2 separate regions of the Mus musculus genome follow, and region 2 is linked to region 1. A link is a contact called in ENCODE Hi-C or POLR2A ChIA-PET data. All regions are on one chromosome and are shown on one strand. The core of a region is the stretch at or near the end of the contact, and the rest is flanking DNA. Distances in the headings are between cores, read along the strand shown.

Region 1 (6,587 bases), core at 1,319-3,818:
GCTATTATGGTTATATCATCTATATACATTATTTTAGTCAAGAAAATAATTTTCAGCTGTATGTGCTGCACAGCATGGCATCCTATGTGATTTCAAGAAGTCACAGTGTTGTGTGGGAGGGAGGCATGTCTCAAGTGAAGTACAAGTAGAATGTAGTGATTTTTCCCTTCATGTTTAGATGTGTGGTTGTTGTAATGATTATTATCTTGTGTGTCAACATGACCAAAAAAAGGCATCTCAGCATGCCCAGCTAATTGGTTAGACATCATTCGAGGAGTGCCTGAGAAGTGTTTCTGTATGATGGTAAGCATTTGGGTGCCTATACTGATTATTTATAATAAATCAAATGTCATTTTACTGCACACATACCATCACAAACCCTAAAAAAATTACAGTTGACAATGAGCTACACATAAAGCAGTTCCACGTTAATATTGCTTAATGTCAGAGCAGGCTCAACTCACTCTTGGATTTACATAAAATTGGAATCCCCTATCAATACATTTGTCAGAATCTGTCTCCACTGTTAACTAAGTGATGCATGACTGTACATGTTTCTTATTGGTTGTCTCTGTAAGACTTTAATACAGTTGTACAGAGATAACAATAAAACAATAAAAGTGAATCCACAATAGACATTTGCTTTATATGACCTGGGGTTTGAAGAATGAGCAGTTTTCTACAGACAAAAATCAAAGAAAATCTTTTTACATGAGGATCATGATCAGGATTACAAAAATCCCTTGCTTCATATTAGGGTATAACTCACAAACTAGGCTGGATACCAATATTAATATAAATTTACTAGTTTACAAACTACCCATATTAGCCAGGCATGTTAGTGCATGCTTTTAATCTCAGAATTCAAGTTGGCAGAGGCAGGCTGATCTCTTTGAGTTTGAAGATAGTCTAGTCTACATAGTGGAGAGCCAGGTCTATACAGAGAGTCTCTGTCTCAAATAAATAAAAATAAAATAAAAAGTACCCATATTCGATGGGTGTTCTCATACTGTAAAGTCATAAAAACATTCAGCTTGCTTATATGTACAAATACAATAAACACAAAATAGTTAACCAAGATCCATGTAAGAAATACGTAATTCAACCCAAATTTTGAAAGTTTTAGTGTTTTTAACAAACCTTGTTTAACATGTTAAGATGCACAATAATGAACAATAAATATATAACCATAATACATGGCTCAGAATGTAACGGTTTATAGGAACTATAGAATTAATACGTATGACGTATGGTAGATGCCTAATTTAGAAATATGTATGTGTATATACATATATATATATGTATGTATGCACACACACACATACACACACTAAAAGCAGGCAACTTTCAAAAACCTCCTACTATGTATAGCCATCCATCAGATATCTGATGGGGAGCCCCATCTCATACCAAAAGCCTTGAAGATAGCCAAGGCTCCCATATACAATGCTGTATTTGAATATAATCTGCTCAATACTTTATCTCTAAGTCACCGATACCTAATAAGGTATAAAGGCACTTAAGTAGTTCATCTGTTTTATTTTCCCCCTTGTTAAAAAAAAAGTCTGTACATACTCCGAACAGACACATTTTCCCCAAATATATTTTATCTGCAGTTGGTTGAACCCACCAACGCAGAACCCTTGTAGGGTAAGCTGTCATATTTATTTCCTCTGCACCAACAACATCCATTTTGGGGTTATAAAGTTCAAGGAAATAATTCAAAATATAAAGTGTTGTGCATGAATATATTCCATATTTCCTTATTTATTAATAAAAAAACAAAGAAATAAAATGGGAACGGTTCATTGTAAACTTAAACAATTCAAAATAATGGTCATAAAGATTGTGCACCAAGAGGAAAACCTTAATCTAATATTAACTGAAAATTCAGGAAACAATTACGATTATTGGTTTACTTTTTATGCTATTTAATTCCACCGAACATTTCAGCTATACTCACTAGAAAAATAGAAAAACTATCTGAAAGTGATCAAATGAGAGCGCGTTTGCAATATGGGATGCTAGCCACGATCTAAGCAGCTTTCAGGATGACAACAGGCCGGGCCTCCAGCTTCCCAGCTGCTGTAACGAAGACGAAAGCTTTGGATATAGTTTCTAGTTCAGTATCCTGGCTTTTACGTAGCCCAGTGCAGCTAGCTGCTCCTTGTCCAGCCACCAAGACATCATTCCTACCTACTCTAGAAGTCCAGGGCAGTATGTACCCCCCCCCCCCCCCATTAGTTGAGATTCAAGCGCCCAACAAAACGGGCTCTTATGGAGCTTGCGATCTCCGCCCCAGGACCCTACTTCCATCTCTCCAGATCATCCGACCCTCTCTGTTTTGGCAAACAAGAACCACCCGAGAAGCACTTTAAAGACATTGGCACCTCACTTACCCCTGGAGCAGAGCCCATCAGCGTTGCTGCCACCCTACCTCAGACGTGTTGCCACCGCCGCGTTTACAGGGCGCAGGCGCACCACCACTCACGCGAGCCAGGAGGGGCGTGTTGCGCAGGCGCAGAATCTTCCAAGCCCGACACCCGCGCGACTCGGTGCGCAAGCGCAGTCTGTCGCTGGGGCTTGCGGGAAGGCAGACATGGCCGGGGTTGGCGCAGTTTCGAGGCTTCTTCGCGGGCGGCGCTTGGCGTTAACTGGGGCGGTGAGTTAGTGCCACGAAATGGCAGGCGCTAGGAGTGCGCCACGATTCCACCCGAGTTGGCCTGAGTCTGGGAAGGTGCAGTGGGCCGAAGCCGACTGCTTTCCGGCGAAGGTCACGACCCCGAGGTCGCGGGCGTGGAGTCTGGCCTTCCCCGTCTTGGTCTAGCGAAGTTCTCCAAGGTTAAAGGGAGGGACCGGCCTGTTGCATTCTGGATGCGGACGGGTCTGCGAGTAATCCGTTGGTAGTCTGGGTGTCGACACTAAGACTTATAAGTGATGAGCTTACAGGTTTTGTGTAGTGGCCTTAGCTACTGTTTTTAAATATCAAAGAGATATTTGAAGATACCAGGTGAGACTTCTGCACCGTGTTCATCCAGTCTTGCGACTTCTTTTTGCATTTGAAGAGGTACACAGTGACTCAGGGTTGCAGGGGTCTGATGTTGGCCTCCCAGATTGTCAGATCTTGTCTCAGTGCACTCTTTGCCGGTCACCTGTTATTCGTCACACTCCTAGGGTTTTATTAACGTAAACTAAATTTGACAGGTTGGGTTCTTTAAAGTTCTGTCTCACCTACCTACTTAACAATTTAATTACAAAGTAAAGGCCCTAAGACATTGAACAGTATCGACTTGCATTGTGCATCAAATTATGGCTGCAGTTGTCTATTTTCTGAAATAGATATTAAAATGCATGTTCAATGAAATGTTCAAGGGTTAGTTGGCAGCTATTCTTGCAAGGCCAGAAGGCATTTTCAAACCTTGATAATTTCTGTGATTTGTATTTGCTGCCACAAACTCCTACTTCCACCTCTATCCCTTGGGCTCTGCAAGAAGGGTTTTAAGTCCTGATCATTGAAGCCCTTTACAGGAGATAATAAGTCAGCCACCTATAATTGTAGCAGAATTCTTTTGTAGCAGAAATAGGTGAGCCCACCCCATGCCCAGGATTCACTCCACACACTCAAGGAAAAAAAAAAAAAATAATGATAGTCTGAGCCCAGCTCTGGCTAATGCCCAAAAGGAACAGTCAAGGATAGAAGATTTTTATTAACTTGTATACACCTTAGGTTTATGCTTACCACATATGTTGGCATCCTTAAATTCCTTTCCTATTCCAGATCCAGTTTATGCTTTGACCAGTTTAGACAGAGACAGGAGACTGCAAGTCTGGCCACTTAGGCAGGTGGGAGATTTGCACAGCAAAGGTATTTTTCATTGCCTGAATTGTTTTTAAGTGCATCTTTATTGTTCCTGCCTATGGGCATCTCGTCCAGCTGTCAGAATTAGGCTTTGTTAAGAAGAGAAGTGGAGCTTTATGGAATACCATATTTAAAGTTTATTGTCACCCGGGACTGCCTTCTAGAGGAATGGTCTTTGAAAGAGAAATGGGCTTACTAGTTGTAATTCGGTTTGTCTCCTTTGTTAAGGGAAAGAGTCTAATGGCTGCTCAATCCTGCTGAAGAAACATTTACATCCTAGAATCCTTAATTTTACTTATGTCCAACAGGCCTGGTGTCTTAGTCAGGGTTTCTATTCCTGCACAAACATCATGACCAAGAAGCAAGTTGGGGAGGAAAGGGTTTATTCAGCTTACACTTCCATACTGCTGTTCATCACCAAAGGAAGTCAGGATAGGAACTCAAGCAGGTCAAAAAGCAGGAGCCGATGCAGAGACCATGGAGAGATGTTCTTTACTGGCTTGCTTCCACTGGCTTTCTCAGCCTGCTTTCTTATAGAACCCAAGACTGCCAGCCCAGAGATGGCACCACCCACAAGGGGCCTTTCCCCCTTGATCACTAATTGAGGAAATGCCTTACAGTTGGATCTCATGGAGGCATTTCCTCAACTGAAGCTCCTTTCTCTGTGATAACTCCAGCCGTGTCAAGTTGACACAAAACTAGCCAGTACACCTGGTTACTATAGTCATATCTTTGAGGTATTTTTGAAGGCAACACTTCCTTAGCTAAATACTATTTTGTGTGACTTAATGTCTCCTAAGCAAGCCTTTTAATAAATCCTTTATAAAATCAATCCTTTTGCTTCATTTCTTGTACATCAGTGTCCTCGTCCTAGGCTGGTGCTCAGTGATTCCTCTGGAGACTAAGACCTAGATATTGACTTTGATTTCAGTCTGGAGTAAAATTCCAGTTGAAAGTGAGAGTACGGTTCTAAGCATGTGAGACCAGGCTGCACAACTTTCTTTGCATAGGGGCATAATTGGAAACTATTTCTTTCAAACCTCCCTTAGTTGAATCATATTAGCTGCAGCATGTTACCTCCTTTGTGGTGGTGCTTCATAACTGTTCTGTGGTTAAGAACCAGTAAGCAGGATAATAAGACAGGAAAAACAGGATTGACACACAAATGGCACCTCTTAAAGTACGCCTTTTGGTTTTAAGAAAGTCTCTTTATGAGGATGGCTGTTCTTATGAAAATTCTGCCCTCTAACTGAATATTTGTTGGCATTTGAAGTTTGTGGGGTTTTTTTTGTTGTTTTTGTTTTTTTTTTTAATGAGGAATTTGAGTTTACCAAAGAACAGAATCAAGTTAGCAGAAAAAGAAATTTGTGACTATCGACTGAGAAGTGCTGAAGACAAGGAATTGTATTGTCCTGTCAAGGTTTTCTATATTGACAAACACTTTCAAGTTATCAACTCATCAGATTTATTTTGCCTTTGTTTTGCTTTGCATGGTTCCAATACACTGATGTGACTCACGTTTAAAGGAAAAATAAGAACAAGGGCAGCTGACTTCTATAAAGTTTGTAGAAATTCTTAGGAAAAATACATGAAGCATCATAGTAAAATACATCTTTTCTTTGGATGAGTTGTTTTTAGTGTTTTACTGGTATATCTAGAAATTTTATGATTTAGTTAGGCCTCTACAGTCAAACCATTTTGTTTGGCTTCTCAGGATCATCATAAAACCAGTGACATTCAATTCAGTATGTTGTGATGTGGTTCTTGGTTCATTTGAAGACTTCTGGCTTAGTATTTATTCATAACCAGGATTGTAATCTAAATTTGGAGTTTCTTGGGGATTTGCCCCAAAGATCTTCAGATAGTGGAGAAAGTACACAATTTGGGCCTATAGTTCCCTCTGACCTTCAAGGTTTTTGTGTGTGTGTGTGTGTGTGTGTATGTGTGTGTGTGTATTATGAGACTTGTGAGGTAGCCTCTGAAAGTTTAAGCTGTAGTTATCCAAGTCAGGGTAGATATCCCTTTGAGCTGTATTTTAAGCATCTCTACTTTAAAATAGTGAAAATTAAACGTTTTTATTACATTTGTCTGTATGTGTTCACGCATACTATAGAGAAGTCAGCAGACAACTTGAAGGTATGACTTCTCCCTTACAGAGTGAGTCCTTATGTCCCCAGGCTCAGCAAGAAGCATCGTTGCCTCACTGAGTCATCTGGCTTCCTTAAAAGTAACCTTTTTTTAAAAGATTTATTTATTTATTATATCTAAGTACACTGTAGCTGTTTTCAGACATACCAGAGGAGGGTGTCCAATCTCATTACAGATGGTTGTAAGCCACCATGTGGTTGCTGGGATTTGAACTCAGGACCTTCAGAAGAGCAGTCAGTGCTCTTAACCACTGAGCCATCTCTCCACCCCAAAAGCTAACCGTTATAATGAAAATAACTTCACATGGTTATTTTTTTAAATTATGATGAAAGCTCTATAAATGAGGAATAAACTATTTTGTTCAGTAATGGAAGCAGTGTCTAAAATAGTACTATTGTGCACTAGTATTTACCTTCATTTCTGTAGCAGTAGATTTTTAAACATGAATTTTTTGAATGATAAAAGAATTTAGTTACCTTAAACTGCTTACTTCCTCTCCAGTGCCAGCAATTTTTAGATCTTCATAAGGTGATTTTATTATTGCAAGAGTTGTTAGAAGATGATTTGTACAAGTTCAGCT
Region 2 (6,097 bases), core at 2,662-5,161, 41 kb before region 1:
AAACCAAGAAGGCCAGTATGAAATCATCACCTGAAAAAAATGGGTAAGAGAATATGCCCAAATGGAATTTGTAACAGTTCACTTATCTATAACTATAACTTGTAAGCCAGAGAATTTAAGATTGCAGAAAAAGGACCTAACCAGAGCAGTTAAACAACAAAAGGGATACAAATTGGAAAAGAAAAAGTCAAGATATCACTATTTGCAGATGATATAATATTTTACTTAAGGGACCCCAAAAATTCCACCAGAGAACTCCTAAAACTGATAAACAACTTTAGCAATGTGGCTGGATATAGAATTAACTCAAACAAATCAGAAGCCTTCCTCTACTCAAAGAATAAATGGGCTGAGAAAGAATTTAGGGAAATGACACCCTTTATGATAGTAACAAATAATATTAAATATTTTGGTATGACTCTAACCAAGCAAGTGAAAGATCTATATGACAAGAACTTCAAGTCTTTGAAGAAAGAAATAGAAGAAGACCTCAGAAGATGGAAAGATCCCCTGTGCTCTTAGATCGGCAGGATTAACGGTCACCTTACCAAAAGCAATCTATAGATTCTATGCAATCCCCATCAAAATTCCAGCTTAGTTGTTCACAGAGATAGAAAGAACAATTTTCAAATTCATCTGGAATAACAAAACACCCAGGATAGTGAAAACTATTCTCAACAATAAGAGAACTTCTGGGGGAATCACCATCCCTGGCCTCAAGCTGTACAACAAAGCAACAGTGATTTAAAAAAAAAAAACAAAAAAAAAAAAAAAAAAAAACAACAACAACAACAAAACCAACCCACATAGTATTGGTACAGAGACAGACAGGTAAATCAATGGAATAGAATTGAAGACCCAGAAGTAATCCCACACACCTATGTCACCTGATCTTTGACAAAGAAGCCAAGGCCATCCAGTGCAAAAAAAAAAAAAAAAAAAAAAAAAAAAGACAGCATATTCAACAAATGATACTGGTTCAAGTGACAGTTGGTATGTAGAAGATGCAAATTGATCCATTCTTAGCTCCTTGTACAAAGCTCAAGTCCAGGTGGATCAAGGGCCTCCACATAAAACCAGATACACTGAATCTAATAGAAGAGAAAGTGGGAAAGAGCCTTGAACACATCAGCACAGTGGAAAAATTCCTGAACAGAACACCAATGGCTCAGGCCCTAAGATAAACTATAGACAAATGGGAACTCATAAAATTAAAAAGCTTCTGTAAGGCAAAGGACACTCAATAGGACAAAAGGGCAACCTATAGATTGGGAAAAGATCTTTACCAACCCTTCATCCGATAGAGAGCTAACATCCAATATATACAAAGAACTCAAGAAGTCAGACTCCAGAGAACCAAATAGCCCTATTAAAAAATGGGGTACAAATCTAAACAAAAATTCTCAGCTGAGGAATCTCGAATGGCTGAGAAGCACCTTTAAAAAATGTTCCACAGCCAGGCATGGTAGCCCACGCCTTTAATCCCAGCACTTGGGAGGCAGAGGCAGGTGGATTTCTGAGTTCGAGGCCAGCCTGGTCTACAAAGTGAGTTTCAAGACAGCCAGGGCTACACAGAGAAACCCTGTCTCGAACCCCCCCCCCCCCCAAAAAGTTCAACATCCTTAGTCATCAGGGAAATGCAAATCAAAACTACCCTGAGATTCTACCTCACACCAGTCCAAATGGCTAAGATCAAAAACTGAGGTGACAGCAGATGCTGGTGAGGATGTGGAGAAAGAGGAACATTCCATTGCTGGTGAGATCACAAGCTGGTACAGCCACTCTGGAAATCAGTCTGGTGGTTCCCCAGAAAATTGGAAATAGTTTTACCTTAGGACCCAACTAAACCACTCTTGGGAATATCCCAAAAGATTCTCCAACATATAACAAGGACACATGCTCCACTATGTCCATAGCAGCCTTATTTATAATATCCAGAAGGTGGAAACAACCCAGATGTCTCTCAACAGAGGGATGGATACAGAAAATGTGGTACATTTATACAATAGAGTACTACTCATCTGTTAAAAACAATAACTTCATGAAATTCTTAGGCACATGTATGGAACTACAAAATATCTTCCTGAGTGAGGTAACCCAGTCACAAAAGAACACATATGGTATGTACTCACTGATAAGTGGATGTTATCCAAAAAGCTCAGAATACCCATGATACTACTCACAGACCACATGAAGCCCAAGAAGAAGGAAGACCAAAGTATGGATGCTTCAGTCCTACTTAGAAGAGGAAACAAAATAATCACTAATCAAGGGAGAGGGAAGGAGGGAGCTGGAAGGGAGAGAGGAGGGGGAGGGAAAGTGGGGGCAGAATCACTGTGGGAGGAGATGGGGGGAAGAAGTGAAGAGGGTCAAGAATTTGAACTGAGGTGTGTATCACTGGGAGATGGGGAACTGGGGTAGCTGTTAGACAGTCCCAGATCCTAGGGATGCAAGATGTTCCCAAGACCCAACAGTGATGACATTAGCTGAAATACCCCAAAAAGAGGAGATAGAACCTATAGATTCCATATCCAGTAGTTAGTGTAGGTCCCCAGTTGAGGGATGGTGCTATACACCCATTTCAAAAATATTAACACAGAATTGCTCCTGTCTAAAGGAAATGAGGGACAAAGAGTGGAGCAGAGACTGAAGGAAAGGCCATCCAGAAACTCCTCCACCTAGGTATCCATCCCATTTACAGACACCAAACCCAGACACCATTGCAGATGCCAAGAAGAGCTTGCTGACAAGAGCCTGGTATAGCAGTCCCCTGAGAGGCCCTGCCAAAGTCTGACCAATACAGATGGGGATGCCTGCAGCCAAATATCTGACTGAACACAGGGACCCCAATGAAGGAGTTGGAGGAAGTACTGAAGGAGCTGAAGGGGTTTGCAACCCCATAGGAAGAACAACAATATCAACCAAGCAGACCTGCCAGAGCTCCCAGGGGCTAATCCACCTATCAATGAGTACATATATAGGGACCCATGGCTCCAAGTTCCATATGTAGCTTATCAGGCATCAATTGGAGGAGAGGCCGTTGGTCCTGTGGAAGATCGATGTCTAAGCATAGGGGAATGCTAGGGTGGCTGGGTGGGCGAGCACCCTCATGGAAGCAATGGGGGATGGGATAGGGGGTTTGCGGAGTGGAAACTGGGTGGTGGGGATAACATTTGAAATGTAAATAACAACAGGAACAAAAAAATCTCAGAAAAAGGAAGCAACTTTTTTCCTAGTGAACCACTGAGGACGATAGCCTTAATGTGGGTCTTCTTTCTCCTTGGGTGGTTGTTAGCCACCAGTGAAGACAAAAGGAGTAAACCATGGCAGACAGGCTAGAGATGGTTGTATTATAGAATGATCTCCTGAGACCAGTGAAGTGTGTCAGGTCAACTTCATTGTTTCACCAATAGGGTATAAAAGGGAATTTAGGGGTCAGGTGGAAAGGGTTAATTGGTCATACTACTATACCTAATTATCGTGTGGGCAGGAAGCCAGAGTGGGACTTTGGTTTATTGTTTGTTTAGTAAGTATCTTCAAGAAAAATCTAGATGATTATGTTAATTTTCCATGCTACAATAAGCATCTATAAGTAGGCATATGGTTTTAAGCTACAATAACCAGAAATAGTAGGTAAAATGAATAAATAAGAAAGGGTTTAATCACATTCAGACATCTCAATGAATTCATTTTGTAGTTCTACAAATTAAAAAAGAACATGATATTTATCTGTAGTTACTCAGTGCTTGGTGACTGGTTGCTTTAATGACATCCTCAATCTCAGAAAGCAGAGCTAAAAAACCAGGAAATACTCAAATCCTTTCATGAGTTTCTAAAATTTCCTCTCACAGACTTGTGGGAAATGTAGTCTCGCATGGTGTGACGTCACAAGCAAGGGCCCTGGAAACGCAGCTTTGGCATTCCTTGTGTGCACCTAGGTCGCAAGGATATTCCCTAGAGTTCGGTCCTGTGGATGTACCGTTCGCTAGTCTACAAACTTGGGTTTGGATTATTTGATCTTGAAGGTAGCTCCCAGCGAGGAGAGAGGAGTCCTACAAGCCGGAGGCATTCTGCAGGTTGGACAGGGAGGGAGACGTGGGTGGATCTAAATCAGATAGAACTTGTTCTGAAGGTTTTTGCGACCTAGGCTGGGTTACCGGGTCAGGATGGAGAGAGGATGGTTGAAACAGTTCTTTCAATGTTCACTCTATTACAATGTAGTGTGCTGCCAGTTGTCTTCCATGTGCTTTTAAGATGGCTCGGGTAGAGTCCGGGATTGCCCCACCCCTACCTCTCAAATCATTCATGGGGCTCTGTTAGCTGACCACCTGATCTTGGGAGGTGTATAAAGGTTTGCTATTGAAAGATCGTGTTACCAGCTTAATGAGACTTACATGACTGTTGTGGGATTTTTGTCATATTTAACCAAGTGTGGTCTCTAGCCCGCCTAGTACTCTTTAACAGTTTATAAAAAACAGTTTCGGGGCGGGGGGCAGAGTTCTGTGGGGGAAGTTGATATATTGGAAAGTCATTCCGTTTTCTGTGGAATAAATCATTACAGATTTTAAAAGGGACCCCTTGGAGGTTAAATAACCTGACATGAACCTTCAAAGCAACACTTCCATATAGAGATAAAAATCCCAGAGAGAGGACCATCTTAGATTTGCTTAGTCCAGTCAATCGTTGATGGCTCAGAGATTAAGAGCACTGACTGTTCTTCCAGAGGTCCCGAGTTCAATTCCCACCAACCACATGGTGGCTCACAACCATCTGTAATGGGATATGACGCCCTCTTCTGGTGTGTCTGAAGATAGCTACAGTACTCCTATAAATAAAATAAATCTTTTTTTTTTTTTTTAAAGGTCCTACGCTCTAGAGTTAAAACAAATACCTATCAGGGGCTGTGTGGTGTTGGAAGCTTTGGAGCGGTTTTCAGGAGAGTTGTGTTGTGCATAATCTTAGGGATTATTTACTAAAGTTCAAGAGGAGACTAAGGAGGGCACAGGCGCATCACCTGACATACCTGATAAACCCGGTCTATACTATCTATACTCAATTTCTTTTCTTCCATCTATCCACGTTATCTACAGAGTCTAAGCTCTCACTCTATCACTTCATGTGGCATCTAATGCACTGATGCTCCGTGTGCATGACAGTTCTTCCTGGGAAGATGTGCCAATATATTTATACTTTGTCTGAAAGGTGAAAAATCGATTCAAAGAGATCTGACTTGCTCAGGGCCTCAAGATTTGTAGATACTAAACTCCTAATGTCTTGTTCTGGTTTTTACTATTTTGCCACTTTTAATTAAGTCACACCATGTTCATTTGTTATGAGCGTTTTTTATAGCATTAAACTCTGCTTAGAACACGTATGTGCTTTTAACCACCTTATCTTAAATACCAATATTTTTGTGGATTATATAAACTTTATAAGAAAAATAACCAGACAGTTCTCATTGGCTTCTCTGATACTCAGAAAAATAATAATAGTCTATGAAACATTATTTAAAATAGAGAAAATATATTGCCTGATGCATATGCAGAAAACTGTTTTCTTAAAATCTATTACAGTAACATATTAAGTTAAAAACACATTTTATGTTTTTTATTTTTTTATTAGATATTTTCTTCATTTACATTTCAAATGCTATCCCAAAAGTCCCCTGTACGCTCCCTCCGCCCTGCTCCCCTACCTACTCACTCCCACTTCTTGGCCCTGGTGTTCCCCTGTACTGGGGCATATAAAGTTTGCAAGACCAAGGGGCCTCTCTTCCCAATGATGGCGGACTAGGCCATCTTCTGCTACATATGCAGCTAGAGTCACGAGCTCTGGGGGGGTACTGGTTAGTTCATATTGTTGTTCCATCTATAGGGTTGCAGACCCCTTTAGCTCCTTGAGTACTTTCTCTAGCTCCTCCATTGGGGGCCCTGTGTTCCATCCTATAGATGACTGTGAGCATCCACTTCTGTATTTGCCAGGCACTGGGAAAGCCTCACAGGAGACAGCTTTATTAGGATCCTTTCAGCAAAATCTTGCTGGCATATGTAATAGTGTCTGCATTTGGTGGCTGACTATGGAATGGACCCCCAGGTAG

Evidence for each region. Hi-C counts contacts between places; a loop is a spot of excess contacts on that map. ChIA-PET counts read pairs that join two places held with the same protein, here RNA polymerase II (POLR2A).
Region 2: a loop to region 1 is called in a map of heart, with 2.3 times the contacts of the local background. The contact joins the promoter of Zfp72 here to the promoter of Sdha in region 1. A Hi-C loop is called at or near these places in 1 of 37 maps with a recorded cell type or tissue (heart). POLR2A ChIA-PET finds 5 or more read pairs at or near these places in 3 of 5 experiments (Patski and embryonic stem cell).

What each region holds. Positions count from the first base shown.
Region 1 is chr13:74,346,221-74,352,807 of GRCm38, reverse strand. Sdha (succinate dehydrogenase complex, subunit A, flavoprotein (Fp)) reads left to right here and starts at 2,568. Exons shown (of 15, transcript NM_023281.1): 1 at 2,568-2,662. The coding sequence starts at 2,600. It overlaps Ccdc127 (coiled-coil domain containing 127), which reads right to left and starts at 2,491. Exons shown (of 3, transcript NM_001168659.1): 1 at 2,400-2,491.
Region 2 is chr13:74,388,643-74,394,739 of GRCm38, reverse strand. It overlaps Zfp72 (zinc finger protein 72), which reads left to right and starts at 3,911. Exons shown (of 5, transcript NM_001374038.1): 1 at 3,911-4,076.